2 separate regions of the Homo sapiens genome follow, and region 2 is linked to region 1. A link is an interaction called in ENCODE POLR2A ChIA-PET data of the cell type or tissue named here. Cell type or tissue: endothelial cell of umbilical vein. All regions are shown on one strand. Each heading gives the region's core, and the rest is flanking DNA. Links, peaks and the distances in the headings are about the cores only.

Evidence for each region. ChIA-PET counts read pairs that join two places held together with the same protein. Peaks named below come from ENCODE experiments on the same cell type or tissue, not always from the same donor. Only the 100,000 strongest peaks of a DNase experiment are listed, where the experiment ranks them.
Region 2: POLR2A ChIA-PET joins it to region 1 with 6 read pairs; 8 of 35 experiments call an interaction of 5 or more read pairs at or near these places.

The regions. Positions count from the first base shown.
Region 1 is chr16:22,024,157-22,029,740 of GRCh38, forward strand. All of the region lies in intron 1 of MOSMO (modulator of smoothened), which reads left to right. Among named protein-coding and RNA genes, the nearest start is that of MOSMO, 19 kb to the left of the region's middle. RefSeq lists an enhancer at 1,963-3,162 and a silencer at 3,558-3,717. In endothelial cell of umbilical vein, for the core only: no CTCF peak of the experiment used is centred there; a DNase peak (open chromatin) is centred at 2,475; H3K27ac peaks cover 3,628 bases.
Region 2 is chr16:22,178,649-22,184,232 of GRCh38, forward strand. It overlaps SDR42E2 (short chain dehydrogenase/reductase family 42E, member 2), which reads left to right. Exons shown (of 13, transcript NM_001394319.2): 9 at 2,871-3,008; 10 at 3,564-3,629; 11 at 5,533-5,584. LOC124903666 (a long non-coding RNA gene) reads right to left here. Exons shown (of 2, transcript XR_007065028.1): 2 at 3,260-3,499. Among named protein-coding and RNA genes, the nearest start is that of TRL-TAG3-1, 14 kb to the right of the region's middle. In endothelial cell of umbilical vein, for the core only: no CTCF peak of the experiment used is centred there; no DNase peak of the experiment used is centred there.

The sequences.
Region 1 (5,584 bases), core at 834-4,833:
GACAGTTTCTTTGGTATATTATATTGGTCATTTCAGTGGGGTTTGGAGAAGACAGGAGAATAAATTGACTCACTTTACCTCCCAGCAATGTTTAATGAATGTTGATTGAATGAGTGAAATTAGTGGTTAGGTAGAGCAGTTGATTTGGCCTAAATAATATTTACAAATATGTATAGGAGATTTAGTCTACAGCAGTTGATTATCTTTGAAAACTTTTTTTTTTTTTTGAGACGGAGTCTTGTTCTGTCACCAGGCTGGAGAGCAGTGGTATGATCTCGGCTCACTGCCACCTCCACCTCCAGGGTTCAAGTGATTCTCCTGCCTCAGCCTCCTGAGTAGCTGGGACTATATAGGCTTATGCCACCACACCCAGCTAATTTTCGTATTTTTAGCAGAGACGGGGTTTCACCATGTTGGCCAGGATGGTCTCGATCTCTTGACCTTGTGATCTGCCCACCTCAGCCTCCCGAAGTGCTGGAATTACAGGCATGAGCCACTGCGCCTGGCCGAAAACATTTTTAATAGTGGGAAAGTTATGATACAATAATTTTCTTAAGGTCACACATTTAAGTAACCAGAAAAGGTTTAAGTTTTATGGCTCCTATTTATGGCAGGGACATATGTGTAATCAGTTAGAATGCAGGAGACATTATATTAAAGTGGCTAACAGGACAGACTGTAGAGCCTAGGTTCAAATTCTACCTGTTCTGTCTGGACATGACGGTTCATGTGCCTGTAATCTGAGCACTTTGGGAGGCTGAGATGGGAGGATCGCCTGAGCCCAGGAGTTTGAGACCAACCTGGGCAACATAGCAAGACTTCATCTCTACAAACATTTTTTTTTTTAATTGCTAGTCATGATGATGTGTGCCTGTAGTCCTAGCTACTCGGGAGGCTGAGGCAGAAGGATCGCTTGAGCCTAGGAGTTCAAGGCTGCAGTGAGATATGATTGTGCCACTGTACTCCAGCCTGGGCAATGGAACAAGACTCTGTCTAAAAAAAAAAAAAAAATTCTATCTGTTCAGCTTACTAGCAGCATGATTTTGGGCAACATACCTCAGAGGTCTGTTTCATGTATATAAAACACTTACAGTGCTTGGCACATAGCACTATGTAAGTGTCAACTAAAGTTAATCAGACTAACTTTTGAAGATCCTTAGCTATAGTCTTTTCGGGAGCCATAGGCAGTTATCTTAAAAATTGATCATAAATACTTTATTGTAATAAATATTAAGTTGTAGATATAAATGTTACCATACCGATTCTACTGTTTACATATAAATTCTAGTCCATGGACAACTGGCCACAGTGTTTACCTCATATGAATAGTACCACTACTGTAAAGAAGAGTAGTCTTACTGTTGAAAAAAGTAAATTTCAATATTGAATACAAATTGAAATCAGTGAGCCTAACTGTACATCAAATTAATCATGTAACCATCAAGGAAAAAAGGAATTATCAAGTAACTTTTCAACATAAAACTCTGACTGTGCTCTCTTAATGATGGGATATAACCTAAGGACAAAAAGAACTGCAAAGAAATACTGATCTTAGTAGGTAACAAACCCCCTACAACAGCTCTGCAGGGGAAATGTCCCCATTTTGCTGTTGAAGAAGCATATTCAAAGAAGGGAATGATTTACCTGGCATTAAATGATGCTGGAGTCATACCACACTGCTGTTTTTATAGTGTGCTGTTTCTGATGAGTCCTGTTTTAACCATCCTGGTTTGTTTAGTACCTCTCTCTTATTAACACCCTCTGTAATTATTAGAACCACATTTTCAAGAACTTAGTAACCATTTGAACCCCCTTTTTTCAATAATTTCATTCCATGTAATCAGGCCTAGTTTTTTGAAATCTGCTTTCCTAAGGGGTATTTGACCTACCCATTCTTTACAAATTCTGAGATGACCTAGATGACCTAACAGCTTTTTTCCTAATTCCTCCTGCTTCACCAATAACTAGTTCCTGGAATATTAGCTAGTGTCCAAGTCACAATTATTTATGGTCTGTATGATAACTAAGTCTGGAAGTTGGATATGAGAGAATTGCATTCTTTTTTTTTTTTTTTTTTTTGGAGACAGGATCTCACTCTGTCGCCCAGGCTGGAGTGCTGTGGTGCGATTTTGGCTCACTGCAACCTCCACCTTCCGGGTTGCAGTGATCCTCCTGACTCAGCCTCCTGAGTAGCTGGGATGACAGGCACGTGCTACCAAGCCCAGCTAATTTTTGTATTTTTAGTAGAGACAGGGTTTTACCATGTTGGTCAAGTTGATCTCAAACTCCTGACCTCAGGTGATCCGCCCACCTCGGCCTCCCAAAGAGCTGGGATTACAGGCATGAGCCACCGCGCCCAGCCTGAGAATTGCATTCTTAAAGACATTAATCTGTTTGTAATTTAGGATGTCTTATAGTGATTTGGTGGTGAGACATACGGGAAGGGGTGGTAAAGAGTGCAATTGTTGGACCTGTGCTTTTTACGTGAAATAGCGGAAATGAGTATTACTTTACAAACTGGTTTTGGAAATGATTCATTCATTAAAGAAAGCAAATAAAAATAGCAATAAAACTAGGACATAATAACTGGTTGTTAAATGAACTCTATGTCCTTTGAAAAGGAGATGATTAAGGAAGAAAATATGTAAATAACTTGGGTACACAAGCTGCTATTTGAAATTCTGCTGAGTAAAAATGATAGGAGGAGTTAAACTGTTCAGGAATTTAGCTCTTGCTTAAAGTATTCGTGTAGCAAGTCTCTGTTTTTTTTAAATTACAGTGTTTGAAGATCCTCTTCTTGAATTAACAGAATCAAAGTGAAATTCCATTTTTTAAATCACTCCTAAACTGTCTTTAGTGTGTGGCTTTAAAATATAATTCTATGTAATATACTAGAGAAATTCTCAAGAAAATCTAGGACTAGGATTTCAATATAATTTTAAAAGGAAGTAAGGTGGGCAATCAGATTAATTTGAAAAAGTGCTTTATATCACTAGTAAGAATGCAAAACTGTGTTATAGTGCTTTCATTAGGTTAACTGCGTTTCTAAACACCTGGAGAAAATTATTTTAGTATTTTCTGTCCAAAATAGCGGTTTGTGGAAAATGCGCCACTTGTCTGGGGAAATCAGTGTTTATGAGACATCTTTGTTAATGTTTCTAAAGTTTTAACTCTCTGGACAAACATTCAAGAAAAATTTAACCGTTATACAAAAATATTCCTACATAGTAAACTTTGAGCACACCTGTGGAATTAGACTTGGTTCATGTTCTAACCAACTCCTTCTAGCTGGTACCTTGTCATTTAGCCTGTTACTGAGTTTCCTTATTGAATTGTTTTGAGAATTAACTTGAGCACACATAAAGCACTTAATACTACACCCAGCACTAAGAAAGCACTCAAAATATAGTGGCAGCTATTATTATTTATCCTTCTTCCTCTCCGTTTTCTCCTCCAGATTTATGAGTGATAGGGACAGAAAATTTCTTATCAGAGTGCCCTTTATTTTAATCTCAAGGTTTTGAAGTAGAATTTAGGACAAAAATAGATTTTTCTGAACCAAAACACTGAAGATTCTGTTTGGGAAGTGAGAAAGCAAGCTGCTAAACACCTACTCTACTTGTGCAGTGACAAGAAAATTGAATTTCTCATTCGTTTCCTGCCCCTAGCCCTTGCCTTCAGTTTCTCTGCCTCAGTATGAAAGTATCTGTATTCCTTTGGGGACAGTTGCCTCACTGAAGCCACAAAGAGCAGTCTCCAGGAGTTGTGTGGCAAGCTAACTATAACCTTTTGGAAGAACATCTGGATACAGTTTTCATTTTTAAAATGTATCGTTTTTTAGGTCATTAGATTTATATAGTTCAAATTTATTGGTGTCAGTTCTCTTCCTAGGTTGTACCATCCATTTTGAAAAGATGTATGTCTTTTATCCAGAAGATGTAAAGTATATAGGGTCATAATCAATAAAAATCTCTATCTTCAGTTAAACTACTGGAGTTTTCCCTTCTTCAAGTTTTCAGAATATAATCATTATACCAAACACACGTGTGCGTATGCATATATATCCATCCATACAAATATAACTTTCCTTTATTATGATTACTCAGTTGCAAGCAGTGTAGAAGTTATAATATTTGTTTTATTATAATCATTTCAGCAATATGGATAGGGCTACTGGACCCTGGAATTTGAAAAGAGAGGATCTTTTTTATGTTTTTTTTTTTTAATTTTGATAAAATATGCATAACGAAATTTACCATCTTAACCATTTTTAAGTGTACAGTTCAGTGGCATTAAGTTTATTCACATTGTTTTACCACCGTCACCCCGATCCATCTGTAAAGCTCTTTTCATCTTGCAAAACCAAAACTCTACACCCATTAAACAACTTAAAAAGAGAGGATCTTAACATCAGAATCACATAATTACTACTCTATAAACATCTGATGGGTGTTTACTTCTAAAACAACTGCTTTCTTTTTTAATTGACCTTTCACTATACTTAGCCTCTTCTAGGAATTATTATATGTAATCTACTCAGTCATATTTTCTTTAATTTTTCTCTTTCTACAACTTTACTTTTCCAAAGGTGATGTAAATTACATGTTTTATGTTCTCCCATGTTTATACTCTACTTAACCTTCCCTCACTCCCATAGGCTTGATGAGTGTATATTGTCAGAGCATTATTTCCTGTACCCACTGCTATGTTTGTTTGTTTGTTTATTTATTTTGAGATGGAGTTTTGCTCTTGTTGCCCAGGCTGGAGTACAATGGTGCAGTCTTGGTTCACTGCAACCTCCACCTCCCAGGTTCAAGCGATTCTCCTGCCTCAGCCTCCTGAGTAGCTGGGATTATAGGCACCTGCCACCATGCCCGGCTAATTTTTGTGTTTTTAGTAGAGACGGGGGTTCACCATGTTGGCCAGGCTGGTCTCGAACTCCTGACCTCGTTATCTGCCTGCCTCTGCCTCCCAAAGTGCTGAGATTACAGGTGTGAGCCACCACGCCTGGCTATGTTTATATTTTTAAAAGTCCTAAAAGTCAGATGGTTTAATGTACATACATTCTTGACATTTTAAATACCTCCAATTTTGAAAGCATTCTTTCTCTGGGCTGTTAGATACATGTATGATTCATAAAATGAAATAGGGTTGCCTGTAGTTATTTCTTGAGTTGCCATTTAGAGTCTTCTGGCCTTGTCATCTGTCTAGGGAAGAAATCCAGCATACCTTACTGTCATGTATGTCATTGTAGATCTTATAGCTTCAGAAAATTCTCTTTCCTTTTCTTCAGAATTCACCAGTTTTAAAGCTTTTTCCTCTCCTTCAATTTTGTCACCAAAATGTGGCTTTGCAGTCACTTGACCTGTAACTTTACACACTTAAGTCTGCTAGACAGAAAAATGCTGTTGCATTCTTAAAAGCTTTTAAGCAGTTATTTGGACTTTTAGTAGAATTAATTAACTAATTTATTTATTTATTTATTTAGAGACAGGGTTTCTCCCTGTTGCCCAGCCTGGAGTACAGTGGTGCAATCATAGCTCACCACAGCCTTGACGCCCTAGGCTCAAGTGATCCTCCCATC
Region 2 (5,584 bases), core at 685-4,684, 150 kb after region 1:
CCACAGTCACAGCTTCAATGTGGGGAGGGCTGTGGAGAGAGGAGCACAAGAAGATGGGCCTGGCAGGGGAAACCCAGGAGGGCTCCCTGGAGGAAGTGATGTCTGTGTTGTTTGAAAAAAGAAAAAGGAATTAACCAAGGAAATGAAGTGGTAGAGAGAAGATAGGCCAAACAGAGGGGACAGCTTGGGCACAAACCTGGAAGTGAGAAAGGTCATGATTGTTTTAGGAAGCAGCAAGAGGTCCCTGTGGCTGGATCTGATCTGGGAGTACGGGATTATGAGGAGCTAGAGTTATTGGCGGGGAGAAGTTCCAGTCTGCAGTTTCAGAACATTCCTCTGCTTGGCTATATGTCTTTTTGTTTATAGTCAGGGTCTCACTGTATCACCCAGGCAAGAGTGCAATGGTGTGATCATGGCTCACTGCAGCCTCCACCTCCTGGACTCAAGCGATCCTCCTGCCTTCTGAGTAGGTGTGACTATAAGTGTGCACAACCATGCCTGATTGACTATTTTTATTTTTTGTAGAGATAGGGTCTCCTTATGTTGCCCAAGCTGATCTCAAATTCCTGGCCTCAACCAATCCTCCTGCCTCAACCTCCCAAGTTGCTGGGATGACAGGCGTGAACTACTGGACCCAGCAATCATTTTTTTTCTTTTGAGTTAACTGGGTTCTTAAGGAATGTGGTCAACCCCAGTGACTCTCTCCCCATTCATTTATTCATTCATTCAACGAATACTTACGAACTCCTAGTATGTGCCCCGCACTGTTCTAGGTTTGAGGACAGATCAGTGAACAAAACAGATGATTCCTGTCCTTGTGGCGTTTATCTTCTCATATGAAGAGACAGATAATGAACATGTTAAATTATAAGGTATGTTCAGGCCAAGTGCGGTGGCTCATGCCTGTAATCCCAGCACTTTGGGAGGCCGACAGGGATGGATCAATTGAGGTCAGGAGTTCGAGACCAGCCTGGCCAGCATGGTGAAACCCTGTCTCTACTAAAAATACAAAAAATTAGCCAGACGTGGTGGTGGGCACCTGTAATCCCAGATACGCAGGAGGCTGAGGCAGGAGAATCGCTTGAACCTGGGATGGGGAGGTTGCAGTGAGCCGAGATTGTGCCATTGCACTCCAGCCTGGGCAACAAAAGCGAAACTTCATCTCAAAAAAAAAAAAAAAAAGAAGATTCCAGGCACTGTGGAGAAAAGGAAAAAGCGAGGTAGGGTGAGGGAATTGGGCTTGTCAGGTAGTCACGGGGGGGCTCATTTAGAAAGGGACATTTGAGCATCCACTTGACAGAGGTGACAAAGTCTGAAAGGCTCTTCCTCCAAATACCTTCCAGACAGTGGGAACAGCTCATCCAAAGCCCTGAGATGGGAACCTGCAGCAGTGTCCAGGAAGAGCAAAGGGGCGGTGCAGCTGTGGTGGAGCGAGTGAGGGGGTTTGGTAGGAGATGAAGTCACAGAGGAGCTGGGGCCAGATCAGGAAGGGTTTGACAGCCATTGTCAGGACTTCAGCTTCCAGCCTAGCAGGATGGGAGCCCCTGGAAGGTTCTGAGCCGTGGAACAACATGGTTGTACTTAGAATTTTTAAAGGTCCTCCTGGCTGGGCATGGGAGCACATGCCTATAATCTCAGCATTTTGGGAGGCTGAGATGGGAAGATCCCTTGAGCCCAGGATTTCAAGGCAGCAGTGAGCTATGATTGCACCACTGCACTCCAGCCTGGGTGACACAGGGAGACTCTATCTCTAAAAATAAAAGGATCCCTGGCTGAGCACGCTGGCTCATGTCTGTAATCCCAGCACTTTGGGAAGCCGAGGAGGGAAGATTGGTTGAGCCCAGGAGTTCAAGGCCAGCCTGGGCAACATAGTGAGATCCCCATTTCTACAAAAAAATTTAAAAAGTATCCAGGTGTGGTGGTATTCATCTATAGTCCCAGCTACTCGGGAGGCCAAGGCAGGAGGATCGCTTGAGCCCGGGAGTTCAAGGCTGCAGTGATTGCACCACTGAACTCTAGTGTGGGCAACAGAGCCCGACCCTGTCTCTAAAAAACTATGAAAGAATCAAAGGATCTGGCCCGGCATGGTGGCTCACACCTATAATCCCAGCACTTTGGGAGGCCGAGATGGGTGGATCACCTGAGGTCAGGAGTTTGAGACCAGCCTGGCCAACATGGTGAAACCCTGTCTCTACTAAAAATACAAAAATTAGCTGAGCATGGTGGTTTGTGCCTGTAATTCTAGCTCCTCAGGAGGCTGAGGCAGGAGAATTGCATGAACCCAGGGGATGGAGTTTGCAGTGACCAAGATCTTGCCACTGCACTCCAATCTGGATAACAGAGCAAGAATCTGTCTCAAAAAAAAGAAACAATCAAAGGATCTGCCTGGCTGGGCAGAGAACAGACTACAGGGGCTGAGGGTGGACAGAGGGGGACCAGTTAGGAAGCAACTGTGGCGTCCAGGTGAGAGGAGGGTGGCTGTCAGAGTAGCGAGAAGCTATCAGATTCTGGACAGATTTTAACAGTTGAACCAATTGGATTTGCAGGTGGGTTGGACATGGCGTTTAAGACAAGGGGGAGTCAAAGGTGGCTTTAGGGTTTTAACCTGAGTGGTAGAGTGAACTGACTGGTCCACTGGGAAGGGAGGGAGGAGCGGGGTGGGAGAGACGATCAGATGCTCGCTCCAGGAGCTGGTGAGTTTGAGTTTTCTGTTAGACAACCCGTTGCTGATATTCAGAGAGCATTGGATACATGAGCCTGGAGCAGAGGGGCCTGACCTGGAGCTAGAACCTGGGGAGTCATCAGCATCTAGACGGAATGTAAAGCCACACCGGACACAAGCCTGTTTATCACCCACTCCTCTCCACCAGGGCCACATCAAGAAGAGGCTGTTCATGTTCCGATTTGGGGACCACAAGGCACGGATGAACTGGGTCCACGTACACAATCTGGTGCAGGCACACGTGCTGGCGGCCGAGGCCCTCACCACGGCCAAGGGCTACGTGGCTGTGAGTCCCCTCTGATGCCCCCAACCACCTTCCCCACAGGGCTGCAGGCAGAGCGTCCCATCCCTAGGGGATTTCTGGATGGCACACAAGATTTCCCTCCAACTTAAGAAGGCTGGTGGGACTCTCAGCCCAGGGGAGCTTGGGGGAAGCAGGTAGGTGGGGTGTGGAGTTCTTTATAGAGCATCTTTAGCTCTTCTCTATGGCCATGTGAGGTTGGCGTTGTTGATCCCAGAATAACAGCTGCCAGATGCTAAGCCTCCACACATATTGTCGCATTTAATCTTCACAGTAGTCCAAGAAGGAGATCCCATTATTATCCTCCCATTTCTCAGATGAAGAAACTGAAGTACAGAGAGGTTAAGCAACTCCATGGAGGTCACACAGCTAGTCAGTGTGGTCGTCCTGGAATTCACAGGGAATAGTTCACGTGTGTCCTCAGGTATTGGAGCTGCTCCAGAGAACTCAGGGTTGGAGCAGCTGCTGGGAGCCATCTGGAAGGGTGGGGCAGGCTGCTGGGGAGAAGGCTGACCGTCCCCTCCCACATGTCCCCTTCAGAGTGGGCAGGCGTACTACATCAACGATGGGGAGAGCGTCAACCTCTTTGAGTGGATGGCCCCACTGGTAGGTGCACAGATGCCCACCCACCCCGAATGATCATTCTGGGATCCCTGACCTTCTCTTCCTTTTTATTTTTTTTTTTAATTTTTTGAGACAGAGTTTTGCTCTTGTCACCCAGGCTGGAGTCCAGTGGTACAATCTCAGCTCACTGCAACCTCCCCTCCCAGGTTCAAGCAATTCTCATGCCTCAGCCTCCCGAGTAGCTGGGATTACAGGCACACGCCACCACGCCCAGTTAATTTTTTGTATTTTTAGTAGAGATGGGGTTTCACCATGTTTGCCAGGCTGGTCTCAAACCCCTGACCTCAAGTGATCCACCCACCTCGACCTCCCAGAGTGCTGGGATTACAGGCATGAGCCACTGTGCTCGGCCTGCGGCCTTCTCTTCTTGTCCTTTTCGATTTCCAAAAAGCCAGAAGATTTCACGTCAAAAACCAACTCTTTGCCCAGTGAGGTGGCTCACATCTGTAAGCCCAGCACTTTGGGAGGCTAACACGGGAGGATCGCTTGAGGCCAGGAGTTTGAGACCAACCTGGGCAACAAAGCGAGGACCCCTGTCTCTGCAAAAATAAAAATTCAACTAGGCAGGCATGGTGTTGGCACACCTGTGGTCCCAGCTACTTGGGCAGCTGAGGCGGGAGGATCTCTTGAGCCCAGGAGTTCAAGGCTGCAGTGAGCTATGATTGCACCACTGCACTCCAGCCTGGGTAACAGAATAAGACCCTATCTCTAAAAATCAATTTTTTTAAAAAAACACCTCTGGCAACATTGGAACTGGCTGGAGCCCTTGAGGGGCGCCATGTGTTCCTCAGTTACCTGCAGTTCCCTTCCACCCTGCTTCCAGGCGTTTGTTTTGTTTCATTTTTTTGAGACAGTCTCACTCTGTCACCCAGGCTGGAGTGCAGTGGTGCGATCTCAGCTCACTGCAACCTCTGCCTCCTGGGTTCAAGCGATTCTCCTGCCGCAGCCTCCTGATAGCTGAGATTACAGGTGCACACCACCCTGCTCGGCTAATTTTTTGTATTTGGCTAATTTTCGTATTTTTAGTAGAGACAGGGTTTCACCATGTTGGCCAGGCTGATCTCGATGCTTCCAGATTTATGTTGGCTTCTAGCCCTGTGGAGTTTTGCTTGTGAGCCACCCATTATGTGTTGAGGCTCGGAAGGAGGCATGTGGAAGAGACAAAAGCGCAAGGGAGGTGTTTGGCTTTGGGGCCTCCCCACACGGCAGCCCGGGAACTCTGGTGTCCTCTCTGAGCAGCCCAGACTCCTAGCAGCCAGGCTTGCCTGGAAGGGGTAGACCAGAAAACCCAGGCTAAAGGACACAGGTTTCCTCTTGACCTGGAAAGTTTTTATGCCAGTGAAGAGTTCACCTTATCCCATGCCAGCCCATTTCTGCTGCATATCCTACCACCCTCCACAGAAAAGTCAATTCTGGAAAAATCAGATTCTACATAAATGCCTTAGAGTGTCTCTAGGTATAGACAGATGTAGGTGATAATTAAATGATGTGAATGATCCCAAGTTAAAAAGCTACCTGGCGGGTGTAATGGCTTATGCCTGTAATCCCAGCACTTTTGGGAGGCTGAGGCAGGAGGATCACATGAGGCCAGGAGTTCAAGACCAGCCTGAGCAACACATCAAGACCCCTGATTCTCTGCAAAAAAAAAAAAAAAAAATTTTAACTAACCCATGCTTTCAATTCCTCCTTGGGTTTTCTGGGTCAAGGTGCGGATTTCATTTCAATACTGGCACAGGCCTGGGGTTGGCTGCAGGGTCTGCCCCCTGGGGTGGGTTGGTGGGGAGACAGGAGGTACCTCTGCTGGTCCCCGGTAGAGGGAGCATGTGGTCTTTCCACACCAGCCCCTGAACCACTTGTTCTCACTCCAGGTCGTGTTTCTTTGCAGTTTGAGAAGCTGGGGTACAGCCAGCCCTGGATCCAGGTGCCTACTTCCTGGG